Linked DNA regions of Homo sapiens: all the other regions are linked to region 2. Evidence: chromatin contacts called from ENCODE Hi-C or POLR2A ChIA-PET data. All regions are on one chromosome and are shown on one strand. The core of a region is the stretch at or near the end of the contact, and the rest is flanking DNA. Distances in the headings are between cores, read along the strand shown. Region 1 has its middle 98 kb from the start of EVL. Region 2 overlaps EML1 (EMAP like 1). Region 3 has its middle 37 kb from the start of EML1. Region 4 has its middle 18 kb from the start of EML1.

Region 1 (2,902 bases), core at 14-2,513, 88 kb before region 2:
TCGGCACGTGTCTGCCTCCTCTCCTGCCCTGCTCACTGCCTCAGCCTGCCTGGCAAATCATCTTCAATCCTGCTATGTGTCAGGTCTCTCCTGGACCGCTCAGCACCACCCTCCCCCACCACAGGCTGCAGGCTCCTTCTCTACACTGTTTCGGGGTCACACGCCTGCCCTCCTGCATCGGGATTGTCTTCTTACTTGCAGGCTCCCCAACTAGGCTGTGAACTTCATGAGACCAGCAAGCGAGTCTCATTCCTCTTTGTGCTGCCAGCCTCTCCAGCCCTGTGGGCTTGTGACAGTGCAGAATTGAAGGAATCCTGCGTGAGCGCCGCCATTCCAACCCAAGCAGTGCCCTGGGAGGGTCAGAGACCACTAGCCTGTGTGCGCGGGCATTTTTGGCAACTACGGCTCCTGCTTGTGTTCTATCTGGCAGGAAATAGAAATTACTTCTGGTCCATTTTGGCTTCCACACCTTGAAGATGGCCTGTGGGTCAAAGCTGGAGCTTTTTTTTTTTTGGTTCTAGCAATTCTGGTGCCTCAGCCTCCCGCCACCATGCCCACTCAGCTTAATTTTTTTATTTTTAGCAGAGATGGGGGTTCGCCATGTTGGCCAGGCTGGTCTTGAACTCCTGACCTCAGGTGATCCACCCACCTTGGCCTCCCACAGTGCTGCGATTACAGGTGTGCGCCACCGTGCCCGGCCTGGAGCTTATTTTAATTTCACCTCTCTCGGGCTCCCCCACTCAAAAGTGATTTCCCTAAGATCATGTTTTACTGGCTTTGAAGGCAGGAGGGGTGACTCTGGGATGAGGGCCCTATAGTCATACCGGGGAGCACTCCAGCCTTCTGCTGGGGTGACTTAGAGATCTGGACCCATCAATAAGAAGCGTGGCCAGACGGGGCTGGGGGAAAATCTTTGCTACCTGTCTTGTGGAGGGCAACTTCTTAGTGCCACTGTTTGCAAGGAGAAAGGAGGACCTAGTGTTACCGGTGGAGGGTGTCCAGGTTCTTCGCATCTTGAACAAAGAACTGGACAAAACACACAAACAAAGCAAGGAAAGAATGAAGCAATAAAAGCAGAGATTTATTGACAGCAGAAGTATACTCCCCAGGGCGGGAGCGGGTGAGCATGGGGGTTCCAGAGCCCCATGACAGAATTTTCTGGTTTTCCTCTCGCAAGGCCAGAGTCCCTCCGCTAGAGCGCTTCCCGCCCGGCCTGGCAGTCGGAATCCCGGGTTCCACGCAGGAAGGGGAGGGGCCAGGCTCCTCCCTGCTGCAAACCTTGTGAACTTCCCGAGGCTCCCCCTCAGTGGGCAGGCTGGCTGGAGTTTCTCCAGGGACCTGCTCCCACCTGGCTGTGTCACAGGGCTGGGCGGGAGCAGGCCTGCTGTTCTGCAGCCAAGTCTGAGTGTTCCCACTTTATGGGAACTTAATGTCTCCACTTAATTGAAGAAGAAAACTAAGCCAAGTACATGCCTGGGACAACCAGCCAGCCATCCTAGAGAGGCCTAAGGGTCCCCCTGGAGCCCGTGCCCCTTCCCAGGAGCCCTGAGGCCACTGGGAAGGGAAGCCCCATCCAGCTCACACCTAGGAAAGCCAAAATCTCTCCTCACTCCCAGCTAGTCATCGGGTCCCAGCTTGGGGGCCCGTTCACCATCAGCTTTGGGGAAGAAACTTCCCGCTCACTTCTCCTGCCTGCTGTCTCGCAATTACCGTGGGGACTGTGGCAGCCAGGCCTTTGTGGGAGCCGCCGGCACTTCATTCGCAAGGAGGCCGGGAGGCCCGGGCATCCGAATGCGAGCAGACGTGTCAGGGGTCGGGGTGTTGGGAAGTTTAAAGGCTGCAGCCTCCCCACCCAGGGAGGCACGGTCTTCCCGCCAGGCTGCGCAGTCAGAATGTGGCATGTCTAAAGGAGGGAATCGTAGAGAAGTGATGAGGAGAGTCAAGAAGATCTTGCCTAAGAGCAATTGGAAAACAAACAAAAAAATCTTGAGAATAGAAAATACATTATTTCAAAATTAAGAAATTAATTAGAGGCAGTGAAAAACAAAAGACACTCCTGCAGAACAAGGGTCAGTACACTTTCTGCAAAGGACCAGCTGGTAAATAGTTTTGGCTTTTTCAAAGCCATGTGGTCTGTCACAACTGTGGCAGGCCAATTCTCCCTGACAATCACACAGACGGGCCTGTATGACAGTCGACAGACAGGCCTGCACAGCACCCCAGTTACACAGATTTCCACAGCGCTGCCTTAACACTGAGCAAATAGTTAAACCTAGGGCAATCGGTGCCCAGACATCAAAGCTACAAATAAAGCATACGGTCAGTAGAAGCCTTGCATGGGCTTCTCCCTAACCTGGAGCAAGTCAAAATAATAGAATCTAACATTCCTAGTGCCAGGACCTGCCTCGGGTCGACAAAATCTGAGACGAGTCAAGGTAACAGAGGCAGCTGTTTGAATAGATTCATCAGAGAGTCTAAGGCAGCACTCCAGACCAAGCTGTAAAGGAGATAAGATAGAAATAATCACTCTGGTACCACAGGAGACAGGCCTTGAAGGTACTGGGGCCCACACAGCTTAATCAGACTTAGCTTGTTTTTTTTTTTTTATGTTCCAAATGTGATGGGTTTATTTTATTTTACTCTGATGCAAAATCAAAGATTCCACAATAGCACAGAGACCAATATATTACAGAGTCATGAAAAAAATGGTGTGAACATGCAGGACACGAGGTACAAACTGGAGGTTCAGATCGTCTCCTCTAACATGACACCACACTGTCGCCGAGGAACACATTTAATAACACTGCAGAACTGAACCGAAACGTGGCACAAACAGGACAGCTTCCAGGCATGCTTTCCAGCGCCTCCCCTCAGGAGGGACTCACAACCCCTAGACTTCAGT
Region 2 (2,726 bases), core at 156-2,655:
TCTTTATAAGAACTATCACAGGGATGACGATCATTTACTGAGTGCCAAGCCCTACGCTGGATAATTTCCTACAAGTTAGCTCATTTATAAGATTCAAGGGCATTAGGTATAAAATCTCTAATTTGTAGAGGAAAAAACTGAGGCTTGGAGACATTAAGGCAGAACTGGATACACACCCAGATCTTTCTTTTACTGCAGAGCCTCTGCCCTTTCCACCATGTCTTGCTGCCTACAGGAACCCAACAAGGGCAATTTTTTAAATCACAGGACAGCCTGCAGGAACAATGGACATGTCGAGTGAGCGATGGGGACGAGGCATGCCATCTTGAGTCCACTGAACGCAGTAATGTTTAAAAACAGAAATTACATGGGGGCCACCTCCCTACTCCTTTCCTTCCCTGTGTCCCATCCTCGAGGGTGGCATTTCTCAGCAAGACTCCAGATCTGCTTTGGTGCTGGGGTCAAGGCAGCCTGAGCATGGGGCTGCGCACGTGGGAATACAGAGGAAGAAAGGCGGGAAGGGGTCAGGCAGCCACTGAATTACCAGCTTAACCTTCACTTCTACCGAGTCTTAGCTGCTTCTTTTGAGTTACTGCAGCTCTTACTCCTATGGGTCCCTGTCAAGACCAGCAATTGCCTAAGAGGAGACAGTAACTGTCTCTGAAACCCCTTCAGTGCATGATGCATGAAACTCAGCCAGCTCTGTGCTATGCTCGCCTCAACCACGCCTGGGTTCTAACAAGACAAAGAATTTATTTTTAAATGGACATGTTTAGTTGCCTGAATTAGTTTGGGAACATGATTAGTAAATTTTCCCAGTCCCTCATTTCCAAATCAAAATTTCCTACTGTGGCATTTCTCAAAAATCTCTTTGTAAATATCTTCTATGGAAATATTTACCCAGCACATTTACCAAAGCCATAGGATTTTAAAGATAAAATGGATCTGGAGTTTACACAATGCAGATTCTTTTTGGAAATTCTTAATAAAAATCAGATGTGCAGAGGAGGAGCCAAGTCTCTAAGAACTGCCAAGATCTAGACATTTCAGGTCAACTTCCAAGCTTACCCTGAATTCAAAGAAGCTTTGGGCTACGTTGCACCTCCCACTAATTCACACTCTGTTGCCACTGTAACCACTTGGCCTCATTTCCAAGGTATTATCACCCCATTAGCATAATCTTCTGATAAGAAGTACTAATAGTCTAAATGAGAAGAAGACAGAACCCATGTTAATGGTTTTTTAAATTGTTAATAGACCGTGGACCTGACCTGTTATAGATGTGAGAAGTGTCTCTATGTTTTCTACAACAGACATCTTTTAGGAATAAAACTGAAAAAGAGTTTAAGCTTCCTTTATAGGACTGAATCACCATGGATTTACAAACTTGGAAGTTTTATAGCCTGTGGGTTGGAGTCGATTGCTTTATGACTAAGCCTTCTCCTTACATGAACATTTGGGAAAAAAAACACATGCTTAGCCTCTGAAGCTGAAATTCCTTCCTCAGCTTTACTAAACAGAGAGAATAAAATTAAAGTACAATGTTTAAAAAGTGAGAACAAAGTACAATGTTAGGTAAAAATACATAGAGAAACTGGATTTTCTTTACAAAGTACATTATATAGATATAAATATATTATATAGACACAAAACAAGCTGCTAAAATGCCAAAAAGCAGCATTCAGGAACAAAATGTTACTATTAGTTTCACTGATACTTATCATAATCCATTACAAACTAACCTCATAGAAAAACTCAAAAATTTGGAGTCCACGTATTTCATGAAACCATAAAGAAAAATGGTTCACATTTCTGGTGTTAGCATCAATATGAAACATAGCCTCTGATAAATCATAAAATTACAACTTTTCAGCCACTGTGTCTCAGAAAATACTGCTGACAAACTTAAAGCAGTCCATTAAAATGAACTTAAAAAGGTCAGGAGAGTGTACTAGAAATCGAAGGTGCTCAGGTAGAAATTCAGAATGGCTTCCCCAGTTCTAGGTACTTGGTACTAAGAAATTCTCAGGAACTACTTATGTCTACATGAGAGTGCTGGGAATCTGAGTGACAGTTTTTCCACCTGGACGGTAGTTTGTGTGAACTGTGCCTGGCAGCTGCCCTCAAATGGCTGTTTGATTAGTCCTATAAATACCTGAGGAGAAGGTCTTCTTCTCCAAGAGTACTCCCAGCTTGTTGGAATATGAGGGGATCTTCTGACTCCTCTCTGGGGACAAGCCGTACTAACATATCTGAACAGCAGGAACTGAGAGATAAGACGTCCTTACCTTTCACTGTTCTTTTTGCCACTGGAAGAGCTGCTGGTGGAGCCTGTGCGATTCCGGTTTCCTCTGGAATCCCCATTGCTTTCCCTTCGACCCCCAGGAGACACTCGTTCAGAAGAGCTGGTCCTCTTGATGTTACTAAGGGTGGAATGGAAGTGACAGTGAACTCCTTAATATCGTGACTTTATTTTATTGCTAAGCATACAAATATATACATAGAACGTCATACTTCCACATGGATATTCAAAAGACAGGCCTAGCAACGGAGATCAAAAAGCTTTTCAGAGTGTCACATAGAATAACATCTCTGCTCTCTCTCTGCCTTTTTAACTGAGGCCACTAGCACAGTTCACAGTCATGGAGAAACTGAGGCATTAAGACTTCAACAGTACCGTGTGAGAGCACTCCAGGGGCTTCCAGGGAAGCAATCCTGCCCTTGAG
Region 3 (2,759 bases), core at 244-2,743, 120 kb after region 2:
TTCTAGGAAGAAAGAGCTGCCTCGTGCATTGTAATTTGTTTGGCAGAGAAGCGTATTCTTGAAACCTGTTTTTTAAAGCTCACATTTTATTCAGGGAGCTTCATGGCATTGGGAGCATTAAATAATTGCTGATTTAATTTGGATTTGAGGTGGAGGGGAGCTTAAAAGTTTTCCCAAACTAGTCACAACCCAATTAAAATGTTACTCATGAAACCCAAGACAGTGATTCATTTAATGCTCCATCTGGCGTTTCTTGCTTTCAAGCAACACACATATGACTCAACTTTGCTTTTGCTTATTAAACGCTAACCAGCACGCTTCCTCATCCCAATAAAAAGTTAGGTTGAAGCCTTGCTGTGTGTGCACATGAGTGTACATGCGTGGGTGTCTGTGCCGTGTGGCATGTTTATCCACGAGGCTCCTAGATGTGCACAAGCGGTATGCGCGACTGTATGCAAGGCCAGTTTTGTTGCCACACAACCTGTGCTGTCACTGGGGGCTCTGCTGCCACAGTCTTGAAATTTTTAACAATTCTTTTTTTTTTTTTTTTGAAATGGAGTCGTGCTCTGTCGCCCAGGCTGGAGTGCAATGGCGCGATCTTCGCTCACTGCAACCTCCACCTCCCGGGTTCAAGTGATTCTCCTGTCTCAGCCTCCCGAGTAGCTGCGACGACAGGCATGCACCACCACACCCAGCTAATTTTGTATTTTTAGTAGAGATGCGGTTTCTCCACATTGGTCAGGCTGGACTCGAACTGCCGACCTTAGGTGATCCTCCCGCCTCGGCCTCGCAAAGTGCTTGGATGACAGGCGTGAGCCGCCATGCCCAGCCTTAATGATTGTTAAACAGCAGCTCCATATGTTCGTTTTGCACTTGGCCCTGCAAATTGTGCCGCCGGTCCTGGGGATGTGTGTGTAGAACTGCGTGTCATTGTGGGCACAGGAGCACGCGCATCCTTGTGGATGTGAGTCCATGCAGATGAGTGTATACGCGCCCTGTGAGAGTGCGGGCCGCGTGCGGATGTGTGAGGCTGGGAACACAGGAAAGGGGACGTGAGAGGGGGGTTGAGAGTCTTTGTGAATGTGTCTGAGGGTGCCTGACACACTGAACTTCAAACGCTGGGGGCACGGGAATCACACCAGAGCCCCAAGATTCAGATTCCACAGGTGTGGGGGCTCGGGAAGGTGTAATTTTTTAACAAACACCTCCCCACCTCCAGGCGACTGCAGTGCCCACCAGCGTTTGAGAACCACTGGGCCAAAGGTTTTAGGTGCTAGAAATTGGGTCGATGACCCCACCATTCTTTAGGTATAGGCTTAGACTGTCATATGGCTCCAAACCATCTACCTACTCACTCTGTTATCTGAAGTAAAGGTTTCCCCAAAGCCCACCAGGAACACCAAGGAACCGATGAGCCATTCACTGTGGGAACCCCAGACAGAGGCCTCCCGCGGCCTTTGCCTGGGCCTTGAGCCAGGCGGTGACTCACAGCAATAGGCCGGAGTGGCCTTGCTGGTCAGCCTCTGCCTCCCGCCTTGCTACATCAGCAGGGCAGAGCCAGGGCTGCCACCCGATGACCAGTATGGGTCATGCTGCCTGACCCTGCCCCCACCACCAAACCCCCTTAAGTCGGAAGGGACTGGCATTGGTCAGTGCCCCCAACCCTGATGCCATCAGATGTGCCACCTGCAGTCGCCTCCTGGGGTCCTTCTCTGGGGCCCAGCACTTGCTGACCTTGGAGAGCTGGCTTCTGGGCACCCTGGTGACCCCACCCAGCACAACTCCCCTTCTTGGCTGCATTTCCCTGAAAGCCATCCTGGGGTGAGATGTTGTCCTCTTGCGGAGCCATCCTGGCTAGGCGAGGGGCTGTGGGCCACACGTGTGGCCATGGGAGCTACACTCTGCCACTTGCCGGCAGGGGACCCTGGGCGGGTTCCTTGAGCTTATCTAAGCCTCGGGTTCCTCGCCTGTGAAGTAGCCCTGTGCTACCCTGGGCCAGGGACCTGCTCCAGGGTGGGTCCAGGGCCAGGCTCCTGCCCCCTGCCTCCTCAGGCCACACTTCCTCTTGCAGCTCCCGCTTGGTCCCCGCACACCTACCATGCACACAACACAGTTTCCCCACCCTGCCCCTTGCGGGGGTTGGCATGGAGCCAGCAGTCAGCATCTGTGTGAATTAGAATTGGGGTTCTGCAGACTTGGGGATCCAGAGAGGCACCCTGTTCCCCAGGAGGGCAAGTGACCACGGAATGGGAAAGAGGCTGGTCCAGCGCCACACAGCCAGTCCACAGCCGGGACAGGAACCAACATCTTTAGCTGCTCCTTTGCCCCCAGCTCTCCCCTCCACAGCTGGCACCACTAAGCACCCACTGTGCACTAGGCACTTGGAAGCCTCTCTTCTGGAGCCGCCACAACCACCAGATGAGGATGTCACAGCAAGAAGAGGAGGGCTGAGAGAGATCAAGTGACTTGCCCAAGGACACACAGCGTGTGGGACCTGAGATATAAGCTTCAAAGTGACGCTGACACAGAGACCCCTGACTCTCTGGCAGCATCAGCATAGCGCCTCTCAGGCCCCTCCGGCAGCCCCAGGCTCCCCGGGGCCTCCAGGCCCCCAAGGCTGCTGGAGGCTGCCTGTCCTCCACGGTCCATCTCCTTCAGCTCCTGTCACCGGCTGGGTGCCTGGAAGCTGCATGCCAGCCTTTCCATTATTCATGCCACCCTTTGGTTGCCAGCAGGGATTGGGCCCAGAGGCCCCAGCT
Region 4 (2,795 bases), core at 32-2,531, 100 kb after region 2:
AAGTAGCTGGGATTGCTGGTGCCCACCACCACACCCTGCTAATTGTTTGTATTTTTAGTTGAGACGGGGTTTCACCATATTGGCCAGGCTGGTCTCGAGCTCCCGACCCCTCAGGTGATCCACCTGATTTGGCCTCCCCAAGTTCTGGGATTACAGGCATGAGCCACCGCACCTGGTCAATTTCACAGGTTTTTATATTTCCTCCATTTATAACAAACATAATTGCTTCCTTTCAGCTTCATCTGTAAGGGCTCTGAGGAGAATCTCTTCTATATATTTAATCTAGGAATGGCTGTGTTACCTGCTAAGATTTCATTTTTGCTTGTAGGACATTTTGTTGCACCATTTGAAAGCAGCAGGAAAATATTCTTAAAAGACAGCCATAGTTTTGAAAAATCATGTTTTAGCTGGAAGAATATAAACATAAACTGTATCATGAAATTGTGCTGTAAAATTCCTCTCAAATATTATTTTCGTGTCAAAACTATTAATGTTCTTATAATGGGTCCTGGATGAATCTACAAAATGTTTTATTCAAGGTCCTTGAAATGACCTTGAATTGCTATCCCAATACTGCCATTACACAAAGGAGCGGAGAGGCTAATAAGTTATATGCATATCTTAGGCACGCCTTTCAAATTGGTGCAAAAATCATGTGAAGTAAAATACATACCACAGTCATGAAAACGTAGCTTCCACATGGCGGCTGGGCCACTCACTAAAACGCAACTCCAATGCAATCACTCTCCAGATCAAAAGCCCCTGGGCTCCCTGCTGCCCGTCATGAAGAGTAAACCCAGCCCATGGGCCTGCCATCATGGTGCCAGATCAACCTTGCTGGCGTGGGATCTGTCACGTCCATCCATGCCTCAGCCTACTTGCCTGTGAAGTGAAGCACTTGCTGTACTCTGGGTCTGCCTCACTCTTTCCATCTCACATCTTGACTGTCCCTTCCCACTGCTCCACATTTCCCCAGCCACCACGTCTCAAGTTCATCTCAAATGCCACTGTTCCGGGAGCCGGCTCTTCCCTCCCTGTCATATGCCCTTTCTCCCTCCTCTGAATGCCTCAGTGCCTAGTACCTGTCCAGGTCTGTGACAGTCCTCTGTGGCCTTGCCTAGTTCACCCACTGAGCTCTGCACTCCCTGAGAACAGAGATCGGATCCCTCCTGGATGCTCTGTAATTAGGAAACAGATTTGACTTGAAGACATAGGCTCATGCCTATTTCAAGGCTCCTGTAACTTTTCAAGAAGGCTGTGATGCTGTGATGCTCTGCCTCTGTGTCCTGGGCAGTGCGCCAGCAAACCGCATTCCTAATTACATAACAGTATTCAAATGCATGTCAGTATGAAAAGAGGAATCAACTCTATTTTGTATTTTTTTTTAAACAGAAAAGCTTTTTTTCTGATCACTGGACTACTTTCCATTTTAAGCTAATTAGTAAATTGCATTTTTGGCTCTTTAACTGGCTAGGTTAAATTTAGCTCATCTTTTCCCTTAAAGTCAAGCTGTCAGTGGGTTTTGCAATTAAAATTTCCACTCTCAACTTTCATTCTCATTCAAGAGGATGCTGGCAAGCCACCCCCTCCTTCTGCCCTTCCTTCCTTCAGCTTCTCCCCTACTCAAGGCTTCACACAGACATGGGAAGATGGCCCCTTACCCCTAGAACTGCAGGGCACTACAAGCATGGCCCTCACCAGCAGGCAGGGCATCCGCCCAAGGGTGCAAACGTCACTCAGCCATGCTGCTGAGCACCCAGACTATCCCAGTGGAGCTATTGAAATTATGCAGCATCCTATGTGGCCAGGGCTAGAGCAGGGGCTTGGAGGGCTGCTCCCGTGCCAAGCATGAACCCTTGAGTGGGTGGATATGGGGAGGTCTGAGGAGTCCCAGAGGAGGAGGGTGAGGGAAGGAAAAAGGGTACACTCGGGAGGCATGGAGGATAGGGCAACATTACAAAAATACTGGGCATTACAGAAGCATTTGCATCTTTTAACAATCGCCATGGCCAAACCAGGTGACTCTGGGCCCTGCCAGGCCCCAGAGCTGCCTAAGAACAATGTGGTGAGGAGCGTGGATGCGGGTTAGGGTGGAGGTCACAAGGCCACGCTGTCACTGTGACCAGAGTCATTCTAGAGCCTGGGAAAGTCCCCCCATGCCTAGAATCCTGCTTCTCATCTCCAACCCCTCTGCTCTTTGCTTGGAGCTCTCTGTCATCCTCCCTCCCTCCCTGTCTCCCCTGGAGTCCTGCCAAGGGCTCTTCTCCTGGCCCAGGCTCTTTCTGCCCACCCCAAGTGTGGTTCAGAGGCCCCCCGCCCTTGTCCCAGTACCCCAGCCCCTCAGAAGGACAGACTGAAGGAGGGAGTGGGGGAAGATGCTCACCCAGCCGTCGTGAAGCAGAAGACAAGAGACCAGGCCTCCCCTGTGTAAGCCGCCCAGCCGCCCCTCCTCCAAGGGGAGATGCGGGGGGCAGAGGCCGGCTTTACGAGCAGAGCGCCGGTATCCCACTTCCCTCGTGGCCATTAAGCAAGATGGGCTGGGGATTTCCAAGAAGAGAGAAGGAGGCATCCATTATGCAGGCACTAATGAGTCTCAGGTCCCAGCTCTCTGAGGACCTGGGCAGGGCCGGGGAGGGGGAGCGGCGCCCACCTCGGCCTGGCTGCTCCTCTTCCCATCCAGGCTCCTGCTTTCTGCCACAAGATCCTGCGCATCTGGGTGATGGCAAGTAGGGCAGACGGGGCGCCCCAGGGGGACGGCTGCAGTTAGTGAAATCAGCTCCGTGGCCTGGGAGTTC

Evidence for each region. Hi-C counts contacts between places; a loop is a spot of excess contacts on that map. ChIA-PET counts read pairs that join two places held with the same protein, here RNA polymerase II (POLR2A). Pooled maps may share reads with other maps.
Region 1: POLR2A ChIA-PET joins it to region 2 with 10 read pairs in AG04449. The contact joins two enhancer-like sites. POLR2A ChIA-PET finds 5 or more read pairs at or near these places in 2 of 52 experiments (AG04449 and OCI-LY7).
Region 3: a map of astrocyte of the cerebellum shows a loop between it and region 2 (2.7-fold over the local background). The contact joins two enhancer-like sites. A Hi-C loop is called at or near these places in 2 of 168 maps with a recorded cell type or tissue (HAP-1 and astrocyte of the cerebellum) and 2 of 50 pooled maps. POLR2A ChIA-PET finds 5 or more read pairs at or near these places in 3 of 52 experiments (AG04449, AG04450 and BJ).
Region 4: a map of G401 shows a loop between it and region 2 (3-fold over the local background). The contact joins two enhancer-like sites. A Hi-C loop is called at or near these places in 2 of 168 maps with a recorded cell type or tissue (DLD1 and G401) and 1 of 50 pooled maps. POLR2A ChIA-PET finds 5 or more read pairs at or near these places in 3 of 52 experiments (AG04449, PC-3 and activated T-cell).

The regions. Positions count from the first base shown.
Region 1 is chr14:99,965,517-99,968,418 of GRCh38, reverse strand. It overlaps the pseudogene VDAC3P1. Among named protein-coding and RNA genes, the nearest start is that of EVL, 98 kb to the left of the region's middle. RefSeq lists an enhancer at 1-414. Within about 2 kb of position 1,263, at least 3 of the 41 ENCODE cell types and tissues checked have a DNase peak (open chromatin) inside an H3K27ac peak, as active enhancers do.
Region 2 is chr14:99,878,182-99,880,907 of GRCh38, reverse strand. EML1 (EMAP like 1) reads right to left here. Exons shown (of 22, transcript NM_004434.3): 4 at 2,289-2,423. Among named protein-coding and RNA genes, the nearest start is that of EML1, 86 kb to the right of the region's middle. Within about 2 kb of position 1,405, at least 2 of the 41 ENCODE cell types and tissues checked have a DNase peak (open chromatin) inside an H3K27ac peak, as active enhancers do.
Region 3 is chr14:99,755,130-99,757,888 of GRCh38, reverse strand. It overlaps a transcript of EML1 not described here. Among named protein-coding and RNA genes, the nearest start is that of EML1, 37 kb to the left of the region's middle. RefSeq lists enhancers at 1,373-1,992, 1,993-2,613. Within about 2 kb of position 1,493, at least 12 of the 41 ENCODE cell types and tissues checked have a DNase peak (open chromatin) inside an H3K27ac peak, as active enhancers do.
Region 4 is chr14:99,773,602-99,776,396 of GRCh38, reverse strand. It overlaps a transcript of EML1 not described here. Among named protein-coding and RNA genes, the nearest start is that of EML1, 18 kb to the left of the region's middle. Within about 2 kb of position 1,281, at least 5 of the 41 ENCODE cell types and tissues checked have a DNase peak (open chromatin) inside an H3K27ac peak, as active enhancers do.